Regions from separate parts of the Homo sapiens genome. Here region 1 is linked to region 2. Evidence: chromatin loops called from intact Hi-C (ENCODE). Cell type or tissue: Calu3. All regions are shown on one strand. Each heading gives the region's core, and the rest is flanking DNA. Links, peaks and the distances in the headings are about the cores only. Region 1 has its middle 44 kb from the start of LINC00856. Region 2 has its middle 32 kb from the start of RPS24.

Region 1 (8,328 bases), core at 49-8,048, 140 kb after region 2:
GTCCAAACCTGGGCATGGCACCGTGGTGCATATCAGTCTTGATCACCCGCAATATGGAACCATGGAGACTAATCACACATACTTACAGTTAAGTAATTTTGGATAATTGACACATATTTGGAGTAAGGTATGATCCTTGCTTTTTTGAAGGTTACTGAAGGTAGGATGGGGAAACAAGATGAATATTCCTCCATATTTTGAGGTTGATTTTTTGAATTCACTTATTTTTTTTTTAAGAGACAGAGTCTTAGTCTGTTGCCCAGGCTGGAGTGCAGCGGTCTTATCATAGCTCACTGTAGCCTTGGACTCTTGGGCTCAAGTGATCCTCTTGCCTCAGCCTCCCTAGTACCTGGGAGCTAGAGGTGCGCACCACTATGCCTGGCTAATTTTATTTGTTTATTTTTGTATGGACAGGGTCACTTCACTATATTGCCCATGCTGGTCTTGAACTCCTGGCCTCAAGTGATGCTCCTGCCTTAGCCTCCAAAGCACTGGGGTTACAAGCATGGGCCACCCTGCCCAGCCTGGAATTATTTATTCTTTCTTTTATTCATTTAATAACTATGGAGTCCTCAAGTGCCAGGTGTTCGGCTGTGGTCAGGATAAATTCACCTAAATATCCAGATTTCTGGCATTCTGGAAAAATGGTCAGATTTGGCTCCCCACCCCGCGTTCTTGCCTGGCAGCTCTTGGCTGGCACAGAGCTGTGGCACCCTCCCAGCCTCCCTTCACGTAGCCCATATTATTCTCCTCTGTGCCACCTGCCTGGCCCCAGCAGGCACTTGAGTTTGGGAACACTGGTTGATCTCTGCCTCCTATATACCAAAACTGGGCATATAGTAGGTGCCAAAAAAATTCTTGCCATTTGTTGCATGAAACTGACTCCAGATGGTTCTCCTTAAAAGGTCCTCATCTTCCTTCAAACACTTCCACAGCTCCATCCATGTGTTCTGGAGGAGAACAAGTGCTAGCTCCTCCATGAGTGAGCTCAGCTTGGGGAGGGGACCCTGATGGGCCAACACCCAACCTGGGCATCCTAGAAGTGGGTACGCACACCATGGGCACATCAGCCTTGGTGAGAATGCAAACCTGCCCCCCACCCCCGACATCTATCAAAACTTGAAAATTTCATGCTCTTTGGCCCAGGTATTCCAGGGCCACATTCCACAGATGAGTTTGCAGAAGTGCATCAGGATACAGATGCAAGCCTGAGGGTTACAAAATTGTTTGCAGCAGCAACTAGAAACCCCAAAATGTCCATCAGAAGGGCGTAAGTATGTGAGACATGGTGCTTCCATGCCAACGGCTCTAGGAGAGAATGGGGCAGATATGGAGATATGTGCTGATATGGAGAGATTCAGAGATGCATTTTCAGCAAAATAAAGCAAGGAGCAGAGCAGTGTGTATGAACACATTTTGTGTATAAAAGACAAGTGAAAGCATGGGTTGATGTGAACGCTGGCTCTGCCACTTACCCACTGTGTGACTTGGGCAAGTCACTTAACCTCTCTGGGAGTCATTACCTAGGCTGTAAACTGGAACTAATAATAGCGTCTCATCATAGAGTTGCTGTGATATCTCATGCATTAATATATAGAGAGAGCATGAAAAGAGCTGGGGCCAGAATAAGACCTCTTTGGCTGTTATTATTACTGTATATGCACATATATGTCTTTATATTCTGGAAGAACACAAAATATTAGCAGGAGATAGTTTTGTTATTGAGAGAGGTTTGGAAGGAGAGATCTTTTTATTTTACATCTTTATGAACAGTTCAAAATTTTTATCATAGGCATTTTTAAAACTTTTATTTCAAAATAAGCGAAAACAAATTGACCAACCACCAGGGAGGAATCTCTTTCTGTCTGGGGTAAAGTGGGAGCTGGGAAAGTTAACTGAGGAGGTTGCCTCGGAGCTGGACCTTAAAGGATCACCCAGGCAGAGAAAAGAGCTGAAGGACGGGCATTCCGGCTGGGAAAACCAGCATGCATGAACGTCCAGAGGCAGGAGTGATCAGAGGGAGTAGTGAGGGCTCAGATTTGGGGATCACAGATGAGCAGCTGAGATGAGACTGGAGGGATCAATGAAAGAGTTTGTGGGCAGGGTTCAGACCTCCTGTACTCAAATCCATGTTTGCTTTTAGGTGATGAAGAATAGATGACATATTTTTTAGCTGGATACAGAAATGCAACATGCGCATTTTGCCAGATAAGAAAACCGCAGTCCAGAGGAGTGAAGGGTCTTTCCTGAGGTTCCACATCAAGTTAGAGGCATAGAGGGTCACTGGCTGCTGGTGTCATCTTGTTCTGCCACATAGTACATGCTTCATCAGCCCCACCTGACATTATTTCACTGTAAGGTTGGGGAAACTGAGGTTCAGCAGGGAGGCTACTTGTTTCTTTTTGTGTAGTCTGTCTCCCCAGTCAGCGAAGGCTCTTGGAAGGCAGGACCTGTGACTGTTCTGTGGACTAACGCTTGCCCCAGGGCCCAGGACTGGCACGTAATAGGCGTGCAGTAAATGTCTGTGGAATGTGAGAATAAAACAAGGTCATGTGGGAAGTCAAGGGCAGGCAGAACAGAAACCCAGGTCTCTGTCTCTGGACCTGCAGGCTGGGCTGTATTCAGTGCACTGGGAAACCTGAACTCTTGGTGCTGAAAGGGAGCCTTGGGTATCTTGAGAGTAGGGCCTGGGTTTTGTGGTCCATATTGCCCTTGGTGAATGAATGAAGGAAGGAGAGAATGCACATATGTATGCATCAATGAGAGGATCTGGTCCAGCCCTTTCATGAAGCCCAGAGAGGGGAAGAGCTTGGATAAGGCTGCATAGCTGGTGGGCCCAGGGCCAGCTCAGAGCAGGGCCTCAGACAATGTCAGCTGAATGAATGATACAGCTTCCCTGCTTGACATGGGACAGGGACCCTTTCTCTCCCTACAGGGGCAGTTCTGCAGGGATGGGATCATCTTTTCAAGCCACTGCCTGGGTCTTTGCATCACTCATCATCACCCCAGGAATGACATTAACAGTGGGCCCAGCTGCTTGTGACTGGCCTGCTCCCCGCACCCTCCCCATCACCTCACACTGGCACATGGACCACAGTGGGCCTCTAGGGAGCCCTACCCCTTTTCCCAAGATGGGAGGCCGGAGCAGGGACTGAGTCCTGGTGTGGCCTCATGTTGCTGTGCCCTTGTCCTCGCCCCTTCCTTTCCTCTGCACCTCGGTTTCTGCTTCTCCAACCTATGTTCTTCGGTGCTGCCCTTGGTGTGGGGATGGGATAGTGCGGAAGAGAGAGCAGGACTGGGGCTTGATCGCCTGGACCCAAACCCTGCTCTACCCTGACCAGCTCTGCAGCTGGCCTGGGGCGAGGCACTCACCTCTCTGAGCTTGGAGCTTCTCCCTGAAAGATGGGTGAGAATCCATTCTCCACCCTAGTCTGTGATGAGGGCTGGGTAACGCTGTGCCGGTTACCCAGTACCTGTCCAGCACCTGCCCTGTGCATGTTCTGGAAGTATGGCCAGTACTTTCATTACCTCTTCAGCGTCATTGCCCCCATCCTGGCATCCTAGCACCTGGCCCTCATTTGGATAATGCTTTATCCAAAGATAAAGCATTCTGTGCGATGGAACATTCCATCTCCAAGCCTTTGCTGTCACTTGTGCCTGAAATGCCCTCTCGCTGTCGCTCTGAATCGGAGACCCCCTGTTTGCCCCCTGACCTGGCCTGTGTCTCAGAATCCCTCTGGATTCACGCTCTTTCCTCTGGGTGCCCTACAGCCCAGGCCCTTCCTCTGCAGGGTCCCATCTGCAGGCTGCCCCACCATCCGGGCCCTCCACTTCTCTCTGTTCCTGGCACAGCTGTGACTGTCTCTCCCTGCCTCAGTACCCCGGAGGGTGTAGAGTGTCTGGATCAGGCTCTTTACCTCCCCAGCCTCACAGCCAAGGCTAAGAGAGGAGAAATGCCTGGGTTCAATTCCCAGCTCTGCCACTCCCCAGCTCTGTGACCTGGGGCAAGTATCTTCCCCTCTCTGAGCCTCAGTGTCCTCCTCTGTGCAGTGGGGATGTTGTCAGCCTTTGCTTGGCCGGGTTGTAGTGGAGATCATGTGAATCCACATCTGAGATTGCTTAGGATGGGTGCCCAGCTTCCCCTAAGGCCTGTGTGAGTGTTTGCTGTCATTATTGTTATTATTGTTGCTGTGGTCACCAACTCTCCCAAGGCTACAGAGCAGATAAGGAAGTGGGGTATCCTGGGTAGAGCGGCTGGGCCCAATGCCAAAGTCCAGCCAGTCTGCCCACCCATCTCCCTCCCACCTCTGAGGCCTCAGAGCTGCCAGCTCTTGAGGAGGGAGCTATGTATGTGCTGGGATTTCTGGAGGGGGAAGGAGAGCCCAGTGGGAGGAGGTAGAGCCCTTCTCCCCACCAGGGGTGGTTCTGGGAGGGGCAGGTGAGTGGCAGGGGATGTTGGAACAACAGAGCTCCTGTTTACCGTGAGGGACCTTAATATTGTGACTGCTGCTTCTGCTCTGCCTCCCTGCTGTCTCACTTGGCAAATATGCTCCCTGGGGACCACGCAGGACTGGCTGCTCCCCCAGCTCCTTCTCTCCTGGGAACAGCCAGGGGAGGGGGAGCCGTGCCTCCACTTCCTCCAGAGGCCTTTCTCTCCCTTCTGCGTGGTAATGCCTGGCTGGGGAGGCACAACTTGAATCACAGTGGCGGGGAGACTTCTGGCCCCACGCCCTGCTTGCTGTGTGACCGTGGGTGCAGCACCTCATCTCTCTGAGCCTCAGTTTCCCTACTTGGGAAGTAAAGGGCTTAGTCTACAGCTCCAAAAAGTTATGAAAATTATTCTTTTTCTCTTCACCAGGAGAAGAAAAAGGAGACTTTCATTCAAAGTTGTGGTGGTTGTGGTGGTGGTGGTAGTGTGTGTGTGTGTGTGTGTGTGTGTGTGTGTGTGTGTACCTAAAATGCAACCCTTCCTCCTTCCCCTAGGAAAGGCTAGCTTCAGGTAGGCCTGCTTCCCCCACTCCACCTTCCTCCAGGAAGCCGTCCCTGACCATCCCTCTCTCCAGCTGGGTTAGAGTCCTCTGGGCACCCGTAACACTGGCTTTCCTCTCTTAAGGCACCTGTGTCTCACCTACTCTAGTACCAGGCCTGGTCTGAGGGGCCTCACCCCAACCACAGCATAGAGCCTGGCAGAGCAGCCTCACTGCCTATGGAACTACTCTAAGATGAGACAATGGGAGTGATTTCTGGACTTTCAGACCAGGGCAATTTCCTGGGTGTCAGGATGTGGGTGGGCGTGGGAGTGGGAGTGGAAGGCCCTGCTCTCAGGATCTGTGGAGCCTCTCCCTATAGAATCTTGAACGACAGAGCTGGGCAGGTGGTCCCTAGGACACACAGTGAGATGTTAACTCTCATTTCCCAGGCCTGATTCTGTATGTGGGCCTAGTTTGAGGCCTCTGTACCTCCAAGTGAGCCTTGCCCCAGAGAGCACGGCCCCAGAGAGCACGGCCAGGCCCAGCTACGGCAGCTGGCATGGCCCTGTCTGATCCTCCCTTTCATTCTGGGCCTCTCTGAACATCCGGCCCTGTGCCCTCCATCCTTGGTGTTCAAAGCTTCACAGAAGCAGCTCAGCAGGAAATGAGAGTGCTCTGACCCCTCTAGTCCCTTAAACTCTTTTAAAGGAAGAAATACCCTGATGGGAGTGTCTTCTGGCAGATTTACATTTTTTAAAAAATGCCAGTCACTGCTCTACAAAATGGGAAGCCCAGGCTCTAGAGTGAAGATCAAGGTGCAGAGAGCTGGGTGGCCGACTTTTCTCATCATTCTGCTCTGGGCCAAGGGCTGCTTCTCACCCTGCTTCCCCAGAGAGTAGCCACAGGGCCAGGCTCCCTCCATCTCCTCTCCCTGCCCAGCTCTAGCTTGGCCCATGGCTCTCTGAACCTCCCACTGCACTCCTGCTTCTGTTTTTTTGGGTGCCTGACCTCCACCAAGCATCTCCTTCCCCTCCTAGCTCCTGACCCGAGGCCTTGGAGGAACCCTCCCTAGGTTCCAACTGGGAGGGCATCCCTCCACTACATGTCCTTTGAGACTGGTTCTAGAGCCCAGCATCAGGAAACTATACAGGTTTGGAGCCCAAGAGATCTGAATTTAAAGTTTAGCTCTATAGCCATCAGCTTTGGAATTTGGGCAACTCACAAACTCTCCCTGAGCCTCAGGTTTCCCATCCAGAAAGTGGGTATAAAAGCACCCATCTGAGAGAGTGACTGCAAGACGGTGAATGAATGTGTGTGATGTGCCTAGCAGCCAGCCTGAGAACAGTTCTGTTCCAAGTGGGGCCCAGGACTGGTGCCATCCGCAGACTGGTCATAATAGAAATGGAGAGTGAGAATACTTGTACAGCAGCTTGACAAGATGGTGACATTTTAGCTTATTTCATGAAAGCATTTCCAACAAATTGGAAAATAAACTGATTGGAAATGAAACAAACTGGTTCTTCCACACTTAGACTTTGAGACGTCTTACTCAGCATGGAAGAAATCTCAAGAAACAGTGGTTATTTTCATCCATCCATCCACCCATCCACCCACCTATCCACCCATATGCCCACCCACCCACCCATCCACCCATACGCCCACCCACCCATCCATCTACCCACTCATCCATCCACACATCCACCCACCCACCCACCCATCCACCCATCCACCCATCCACCCATCCACCCATCCATCCATCCATCCATCCACCCACCCATCCATCCATCCATCCGTAGATTCACCCCTCACGGTGAATTCATCCCTCATGGCGGATGCTCAGAGGACCTAAATTTGGCTCTGGCTGTGACTCTTCATTTATTGAGCTTTGTTGGGGTAGATGAGAGAGGTCTGTATGTTCCCCAAATTTCTTCAGGCAGAGGCAGCTCTGAATTATATCATATTGTCAGGGGTAGGGCCAGGAGAAGCCCCATCCCCCAATTGCACCCCTTGCCCTTGCTTGGCTCCTGCTTTCATTTTCATCAGGAAAACCCGGGTAGGATTTACTCTAAGTCTGTTCTTCATCTTCCCAAAACTCAAAGTCAGGAGTTTGTCCCCCACTCCACCTCCCCCAAACTAATTTCCTTTTATTATGAAAACCAGAAAAATGACAAGTAATTGCTTGAAGATGTTAGAAAGATTGCATTTTGTTTTGCTACTATCAGCTTAAAAATAATGTTTAAGAGATTATGAATGGGTGATTAACTATTTTTTCTATTACTTCTCTCTCAAAAGCAAAACCACAACGATTGTGATATGCACAGTAAAACGAAAGCCCAGCTATCTGAAACCAGGCTAGAAGAAACCAAAAATACCCACCCCACAAGGAGCCATGTCCCTTTCGGGGAGAAATTGTTGCACTCAGATCTGGGAGAAGACAGAGCCATGCAAAGTTAAGTTGCTAAAGTGGCTAAAAACAAACATGGTCTCCACGCGCTAATTTTTCTCCATGGCCCCTCCTCCCCACTCCTTACAGTAAACAGCAGTTATGGGGACTGCAGTCAAATTCCCTATTTACTGCCTTTCCTGAGTCAGTTTCTTTTGGGTGAAAACAGTCTCTGATGCAGCTCTATTGCACCATTTCAGCGGGTGTTTATCATTTAAAAGGAACAATTTTAATACCTACATTTGCCTTACAGTATGAGCCATAAATGTGATTTAGGTTTCCCTTTATAATAGACTCTACAAACGATTGCCTAGGCTCCAGAAGAACTGTTTCTCCAAGTGCTGGCCATGAAAATGAACAGGCTTTTCCTTTCTTTACGAAAGTTTTCCTTTTTAATACCTCTTGAAATTAATTGAACAAAAACTGGGTAAATGGGCTGACTCACACATCTTCCTTGCTGGGAGTCTGGAGCCTGCCAGCAATGTCTTGGGAAAGGATGGGTCTCCCAGAGTGGGCATGGGAGGAAGGCCCAGGAGGTTGTGCTGCTGATGCTGTTTGTCCTACTTCCTGCCCCCCTGGGCCCCAGCTTCCTCCTCTGCAATGGTGGGGTGGCGATGGTGGTAATAACATAGATCTCCGACATCAGTGCTACTCAAAGCCAGGTTTGTGGGCTGGCAGCATCAGCATCACCTAAGAGCTTGCTAGAAATGCCAATTCCCTGGCTCTGCCCAGACTTGCTAAATCAGAATCTGGAGGTAGGGCCCAGCAATCTGTACGAGAAGGTTGTCCGGGTAATTCTAATACATGCTAATGTTTGGGAAGCTCTGACTATTTGGAAGCAGAACTAGAAGCCTGTCAGGGGTCACAGTGAACTGCTGAAAGTGTTTATGAGCTCCCATAATCCAGTGGCATCCT
Region 2 (8,328 bases), core at 253-8,252:
AAGCTCCCGGTGTCCTGAGTTAGGCTCACGGGAGCACTCCCTCCCTAGATTTTGTTCCTCTCCCACGGCAGCCACAGAGTGGGGCTGCAGATCCTGCAGGTCGGCAGGCACCCGGCTCGGGAGGGAAACACCAGCTTCCATCTTTCGGGCACCCCCATTTCTTTTTTTTGTGGTAAGGAAGATTGGGGACTCTTTTTATATTTAATTTTTGAATAAATAATATATTTACATGATTCAAAAACCAAAAGAATATGAAAAGGCAAATATTATCTTTTTTTATTATACTTTAAGTTCTGGGATACATATGCAGTACGTGCAAGTTTGTTACATAGGTATACATGTGCCATGGTGGTTTGCTGCACCCATCAACCTGTCATCTACATTAGGTATTTCTGCTAATGATATCCCTCCCCTATCCCCTACCTTCCGACAGGCCCCGGTGTGTGATGTTCCCCTCCCTGGGGCACCCCCATTTCTATGAGGGATTCTCTTGGAGCTCCTCTCATCACAATGACGGCTCTCTACGTGACCACTTCCCCCACCATCCTCTTCTTTCTCTTCCCTCCCCAGTCTTTCCTATAGATGGTGTGTGTTGGTGGTTTGGGGTGGAGCCTGGTGTTAGAGGGGCTGGTTGTGTTTCTTTTTGATGAAGACCTTGGGGACATGTCTGCTGCTGGTGGGTCTCTTTAGATGTGTGATAGTGAGCACGTCTTTGCCCTTAGTTTTGTTTCCAGTGTCTTGGGGCAACAGTAAAAAAAAAAAAAAAAAAAAAAAAAAATCCCATTTGAGATCCTGTTGCACACATTTAGACTGAGAGTTTGTTTAGGACTAGAAAAATTTTAGAAACATCATGAGGGTCTTCCTGCTTTTCCCCTTCACTCCTATCCCTAAGTCACCTCCCAACCCAAATTGCTCCCATGCCTCTAATTATCCCCTCTGTGCAGGAGACCCCCAAGCCTCCTCCACCAGCCCTGAGCTTTCTCTGCAGGAGTCCTCTTAGCTATCCCACCACTTTCAGTCTGCTCAGACCCACCCTCATCATCTTTCCTTCCCTTCCGTCTCCCACAATCCAGGCCAGTGTTTTCTCTACAGTAAGAATTTGCCCCACAAGCATTCAATTGAGCAGCTACTGTACACCAAGTCCTGTGATAGGTGCTGGGGATACAGGGACAACCAAAAATGGTTGTTGCCCTCAAAGAACTCTTGGCATAGTGGTAGCCATTGACCCAAGAAGAGGTCCTCAGTATGAAATGGGAAGAGCTAAGGTAAGCACAAGGCATGAATATGCCACCTTTCCTGGGCACACAGGAATGGCTTCCGGGAGGGATGATCTCTGGGCTCAGTCTTGAATTGCAATAAGTAGCAAAGTAAGAAATAGGAAGGCATTGCAGGGAAAGGAAACAGCAAGAACAAAGGCGTGGAGGCATGGACTAGCATGTGCTGAGAACTTGGAGCAGTTCCATGTTCCTGGGGTCTAAAGTGCAGGGTGGGGAGTGGGAAAAGATAAGCTGGTTTCCTGACTCTGTTCCTAGCACCTCCCTCCTTTCAATCATCCATGGGCAAGTTGTGGTCGACTCCTCTGCAGTAAACCTTCACCCCTGCTGTTCACCCCACCACAGAGTTAAAGATGGGGTGGGGTGGCTGACCACATGGTATCTTCTCACTTGGATGCCATGTTGCCAGTAGGTGAGGATGGTGAAGTCTCCCCTGTGGGAGGTGGCCTGGAGGGACCATTTGGGGTAAGACAGCTACCCCAAGGCCAGCCCCTCTGCCCTCACCCTGATCCTTCCTCTAGGCTCCGCTTTTGGTCTGAATTCTTAATCTCCTCGATCTTTGACTTCCCTTTGCTTTCTTAATCCTTGAGTTTGCTGCAGAATTTGGCCCACAGATTTCATCTGGTCCCTTGAATAGGCAGTTCAGTTGGATCCATCTCCGTTGGCATTGACATTTTACACATGGCAGGATGGTTTTCAGGAAAAGGACCTGTGTTGTGTGGACCCTGAGGTATCTTTATGAGTTCCTGCCTGGCCAGCTCCCCAAAACTCCTGGCCACTACTCAACTGTCCTAGAGAATTGGGATCCCCTAGGTGAGGTCAGTTGGTAGCCTTCTTCCTTGGTGTGTGTGGGTTGAGAGAGATTGGCAGGGAGCCAGTGTCCCAGCTGAGAATCTGTTCCTGGGCTCAGAAGAAGCGGAGTGTCTCTGCCTAGTGACCCCGGGACATTCACAGATACGTGATCCGTGGTGGGTGTGCTCCATCCCAGTTTGATGGGATCCCTGGTCCAAAGCACGTACCTAGGCTCCTGGCTCTTCCAGGCAACTGGCGAGAACTCACAGAATGCATTTTCTTTTTTTTTGAGACAGGGTCTTGCTCTGTCTCCCAGGCTGGAGTGTGGTAGTGTGATCATGGCTTGCTGCAGCCTTGACCTCCCCAGCTCAAGTGATCCTCCCACCTCAGACTCCTGAGTAGCTGGGACTACAGGCATGTACCACTATACCGGGCTAATTTTTTTATTTTTTGGCAGAAACAGGGTTTTGCCATGTTGCCCAGGCTGGTCTTGAACTCCTGAGCTCAAGCAATCCACCCGCCTCTGCCTCCCAAAGTGCTGGGACTACAGGTGTGAGCCACAGTTCCCGGCCTAAATGCATTTTCTTTTCCTTTTTTTTTTTTGTTGAGATAGAGTATCGCTCTGTCGCCCAGGCTGGAGTGCAGTGGCACGATCTCGGCTCACTGCACACTCTGCCTCCTGGGTTCATGCCATTCTCCTGCCTCAGCCTCCTGAGTAGCTGGGACTACAGGTGCCTGCCACCACATCTGGCTAATTTTTTTTTTTGGTGGGTTTTTTTTTTATTATACTTTAAGTTTTAGGGTATATGTGCACAACATGCAGGTTAGTTACATATGTATACATGTGTCATGTTGGTGTGCTGCACCCATTAACTCGTCATTTAGCATTAGGTATATCTCCTAATGCTATCCCTCCCCCCTCCCCCCACCCCACAACAGGCCCTGGTGTGTGATGTTCCCCTTCCTGTGTCCATGTGTTCTCATTGTTCAATTCCCATCTATGAGTGAGAACATGCGGTGTTTGGTTTTTTGTCCTTGTGATAGTTTGCTGAGAGTGATGGTTTCCAGCTTCATCCATGTCCCTACAAAGGACATGAACTCATCATTTTTTATGGTTGCATAGTATTCCATGGTATATATGTGCCACATTTTCTTAATCTAGTCTATCATTGTTGGACATTTGGCTTGGTTCCAAGTCTTTGCTATTGTGAATAGTGCCACAATAAACATACGTGTGCATGTGTCTTTATAGCAGCATGATTTATAATCCTTTGGGTATATACCCAGTAATGGGATGGCTGGGTCAAATGGTATTTCTAGTTCTAGATCCCTGAGGAATCGCCACACTGACTTCCACAATGGTTGAACTAGTTTACAGTCCCACCAACAGTGTAAAAGTGTTCCTATTTCTCCACATCCTCTCCAGCACCTGTTGTTTCCTGACTTTTTAATGATCACCATTCTAACTGCACATGCGGCTAATTTTTTGTATTTTTATTTTTTATTTTTTTTTAGTAGAGACGTGGTTTCACTGTGTTAGCCAGGATGGTCTTGATCTCCTGACCTTGTGATCTGCCCACCTCGGCCTCCCAAAGTGCTGGGATTACAGGTGTAAGCCACCGCGTCCGGCCCCTAAATGCATTTTCTTGATAACTAGAGCCAAGCAATTCTGGAGGGGAACATGCTATAAGGAAACCGTTCATTGATTTCTTCATTCTTTCACTCTGGCAGAGGCTGCACTGGGAATTGGAGGATAGCAGAATGAAGAAGATACAGCTCCTTTTCTCAAGGGGTTTGTGGTTTAGTGGGAGCTGTGAGCAGGCTCTGTGATGTGTGTGTTTAATGGCAGTGGGCAGCACAGCCAGCCACCTGCAGAGGGGGAGGGGTGCTTCTTAATTCCTGGATGCTTTTAATCTGCGTGTGGTGGCAGGCCCACCTACAGGAACAAACTGCAGTGCATCAGACTATGGGGTATAGTTCTGGGACATATTGTGTGATACAGAGAGGGTGAGGTGCCCCCCAGGAGAGGAAGGCTCTGAACTGTGTCCATCAAGAGTGGCTCTGGGGTTGGCAGAAGTGATCTGTTGTTTCACTGGGCAGAGGCAGCCCTCCTGGCTTTCTGAGATCTAAGAGTCAGGTCGTGCTAATAATCCTGGACCTATTCCAGGGGCCCCTCCCACCACCCAGTGACAAAAGGAAGCAGCTCCAAGGCTTGGGACTTCCTTATGGCCCTGAAGCTAGGAAAGGGAGTGCCCAGGACAGGAACAACTGGTACACCCGAGCGGGGCTCCCTCCTGGTGTCTCTGCAAAGGGGAGTCATATCATCCCAGTGAGAGGCGGGAAGGGCAGGCGGGAGTCAGATGCTTTTTCTGTGAGTTGGGATTGCAGTTCTGCCTCCCCCAGAGTGTTTGTTATGAGCAAACACATAATTTGTGAAAGTGTTGGGAAAAGATCAGCTCCTGTGAAAAAATAAAACACTATTCACACTTCTACCTGATTTTTTCTCATTCTGGTGGAATTCCCCCCACCACAAATGAGTTTCTTAAAACCAAACAACAAACCAACCAGCTCACCCCCACCCACCCCATCACAACACATTTATTTAGTGCCTACTTGTTGTTGGTTACTTACAATGAAAGAAAGGCAGGCAGATGGATAACCTAGTTCAATATTTTACGTGAGATGCATTATTTTACTAAGTCCTTTCCAAACCATACCCATCAGATCCTATCTCCATGGGAGTGGAGAAATTTGAGCAACAGAGAGGTTAGGAAATTTTCCTGAGGTCACAGGGTTAGGCAGTAGCAGAGCCGGAATTTAAACCCCAGTCTTCTGTCTCCAAATGACCTGCTTGGCTAATGCTAGATTGGCCTTGAAAGGTTATATTTTTATTTGGTTGAGGAGACTCTTTCAGTTCCAGGCGACCAAAACAAACAATTCTTTATGCCATGGCTGGGCTGAAAATTCCTCAGTGAAGGGCAGTGGCTCTGGGAATATTTTACACATCTCTTCTCATCTTCAAAGGCAGCTGAGCCGTGGTGTCCTGGGTTCTGTGGTGGCCTCATCTGCAGACTCCCACAAGAATTTGGGGAAATCTTTGCAGGCATGTGGGGGTTGGCCCCTTGGGAAGAACATTCAGACAGTGTGGAGTCATAGCTGGTACCCAGGGCCCAGAAGATGCCCCACTGCTCCTTCGGGATGCCCCACGGGAAGTGCCGTTCCATTGTTGTGGGCGGAATTTTGTGGAACACAACCCCTTGGAGCCAGCTCAGGCACGAGGGTTGCATGTGGGGGGGCCCGGGCAGGGCATGGTTATTGGAGTGGGACAGGGATGGATCTCTAGATGGAAAGTGAGGCCAGCGGCTGGTGGGAACTGGATCTTGGAAGCCCCAGAGAGGGAGCAGCTGCTCTCTCTTGGGCTGCGTGGCTTAGCTCTTTGCCTATTTCTGAGCCTCTGCCCCATTTTCCAATTTGAGCCAGGCTTCCCCTGCTTGCTTTGACTTCTCTGCTCTGTGTGCCCCCTCCAGCTTCAGTTTGCAGGTAGCTTGGTTTTCTAGAGGGCCTCTTGTGGCTGTGACCACACACAACCCTAAATGCCATCACCATCTTACCTACATTATGTTTTTTCTTTCTACATTTTGTAATTTTAAACTAGATGAAGAATTCCATAAAACATGCAAAAAAAGCAAGGATGTGCCCAGTGCTGAAAGCCTGGGCCTGGAGTGAGAGTGTGGAGGCAGGAGGTAGCAGTGGCTCCCGGGTTAGCGCTGAGGAGCTGCATTTAGGTTAATGGGGACTGGGCCAGGGCAGGGGTGGGCCTAATGGTGACATTGGCAGTTGTCTGGAGCAGCCCTGGGAACCTAGCTCTGTGGAAGGCAGGGCAGGGGTGGTGTCCCCAGGGGAAGGGTGGTATCAACCCACAGACACACTCAAGGCTCAGAATCATTGGAAGGGGGTGGGTGGATGCTGGTCAGTGGGTGCCCAGGCTGGACAAGTGAGTGCCCCTCCAGACACAGGCATTGGGAGACTCAGCATGTGTTCCCCTCCCCATCACAGAGCAAGGCAATGTTTAAAAACTAGAATAGATGCCTAGGAAGCGGGTACTGTGGCCATTCCAGGCACCTAGAACAAGGGCAGGCTTCAAACAGGGAGCCCTGTGGTAACCCCTCCCATCTCTGGAGCTGAGGGAGGGGACAGGGGAAGCCAAGAACAGAGACAGGAAAAGGGGAAAAGTGGCCAGGGGGACAGACAGAAGGAGGATGGTCTTCTTGACCCCATCACCCTCAGGGCTGGGGGCACAGAGTTGGCCCATCCTGCCAGCCTCACCACCCCTCAGAAGAGGCCACAGTTCTTCTGGCTATGATTTTTTATTTTGAGACAGGGTCTTGCTCTGTCATCCAGGCTGGAGTGCAGTGGTGTGATCATAGCTCGCTGCAGCCTCTAACTCCTGGGCTCAAGCGATCCTCCTGCCTCAGGATCCTAGTCCCGAGTAGCTGGGACTACAGGTGCATGCCACTGTGCCTGGCTTTTTTTTCTTTTTTGGTAGAGATGGGGTTGCACTCTGTTGTCCAGGCTAATTTTGAACTCCTGGCTTCAAGATATCCTCCTGCCTCGGCCTCTCACAGTGTTGGAATAATAGGCATAAGCCACCACACCCAGCCCTTCTGGCTGTTCTTGATGGTGATGTCAGTCGTGCTCTGCACATTCTGTTTTTCATGTCGGTGACAGCATAGGTGACTTGTGCATGGATCTCCCTGGTGTTCTTGCGCTATTCAGGCCCTCTCACTTACTCTGATGTAGCTGGCAGCCTCGTCAGACTTGCTGACCCCTGTGTACTTGTGGAAGCAGATGGTGGGGGCTGCGTGTGATCTTCTCCTCACCTAGGTCCTTCTTCTTGATGAAGAGGATGACAGACGTTTCCATGACCACTTGACATAGATGCTGCCAAACAGCTTCATGTTCTGGTGTGTGTGATTCAGCTTGTCCTCAGCTCAGGCCACAGATGCTCAAGCCTGCACAGAAGATGGTGGCTGTGATGCCCTCAAAGCAGTGGGTCCACTGCTGCCCAGACTGCTGACTGCCACATCAGCCATCTTGAAGAGAGTAGGTCCCTGGAGGTGAAGGGCGTCTTTAAGCAGCTCTGCAGCTCCACCTTCTGTGTGGGGGCATGGTCACTCTGTGTCCTGTGGCTCCAGGTCGTTCAGGTGGAAGGCGGCTAAACTGTGGAGCTGGTGTCCTGTGGGTAACCAAAGCAGGATGAAACAGGCATCCCATGGAGCAAATCCAATGGGCAGCCCAGAGATTCCGGATGACGCTGGACAGCTTCAGTTTGCAGGTGGCATCTGGACAGGTCCTCAGGGAGTGCACCCTGGCCCACAACTGTGTAAGACATTGCAAACTGTTGCCTGGCATCATCCGTATGGAAGGGGTTGGCAAAGTCAGTCTGTAGGTTGCCTGTGGCCTTGACGATGGCCATGATGGCCTGGAGGGTGTGGCTGTAGATGACTGCCCTGCACAGCCAACCTTCCTCCTCTGAGTAACCATCCTCTTGGATGATCTGCTTTGAGGTCCTTAGGGCAGGTATCTATCTCTAGTCTAATCAAGGGAGAGCGTGTGGTACAACCATGGCTTCCTACTTCCTAGAGCTGCACCTAAGACAAAGATGCTTTAACACATCTGCCTGGACCAGGGGCTAGCTGAGGACATTTGCTTCACTCCAGACCATCAGCGGGAGGGCAGAACCTGGAGCATGGCTTCCCGGGCTCAGTGTCTCGTGCTCTGATCTTTTCAGAGTGGGCAGCTGCCTCTGAAGGCTCTGAGCCGGGAGACTGTGCTTTTGGGGAGGACCACGAAACAGCCATTGGCTGGTGGGTTTCCATTTGAAGTCAAGTCATTGGGAGCCCATGAAGAAGACAGAGTGCTGTGGGAGACCCACGTCCACAAACTCAGGAGTCTAATAATACCCTGCTCTGAGCATCTCCCACATGCCAGGCACTGTGCTCAACATTTTACGCAGGGAATCTCCTTTCATTCTCATAAGCCTGCCAGTAGAAAAGGACCTGATTACTGCCTTTACCCAAATGGAGTCACATCCATTCGTTCATCAAGTACTTACTGAGTGCTTCCTGGGTACCACGGCTGTACTGGGATATGATGGTGTACAACGGATAATGCTACTACAAGCTAACTGTGGACCAGAGACCATGCCAACTAAGGGTTTTACATATATGTATCCTCCCCGCCTTTTTTTTTTTTGAGACGG

What was found. Peaks named below come from ENCODE experiments on the same cell type or tissue, not always from the same donor. Only the 100,000 strongest peaks of a DNase experiment are listed, where the experiment ranks them.
Region 1: it touches region 2 in a loop (2.4-fold over the local background); 3 of 110 quality-filtered maps call a loop at or near these places.

Annotation. Positions count from the first base shown.
Region 1 is chr10:78,200,083-78,208,410 of GRCh38, forward strand. No RefSeq gene overlaps it. Among named protein-coding and RNA genes, the nearest start is that of LINC00856, 44 kb to the right of the region's middle. RefSeq lists an enhancer at 3,180-3,679. In Calu3, for the core only: no CTCF peak of the experiment used is centred there; a DNase peak (open chromatin) is centred at 4,189.
Region 2 is chr10:78,061,915-78,070,242 of GRCh38, forward strand. It overlaps the pseudogene GNAI2P2. Among named protein-coding and RNA genes, the nearest start is that of RPS24, 32 kb to the left of the region's middle. In Calu3, for the core only: no CTCF peak of the experiment used is centred there; a DNase peak (open chromatin) is centred at 4,287.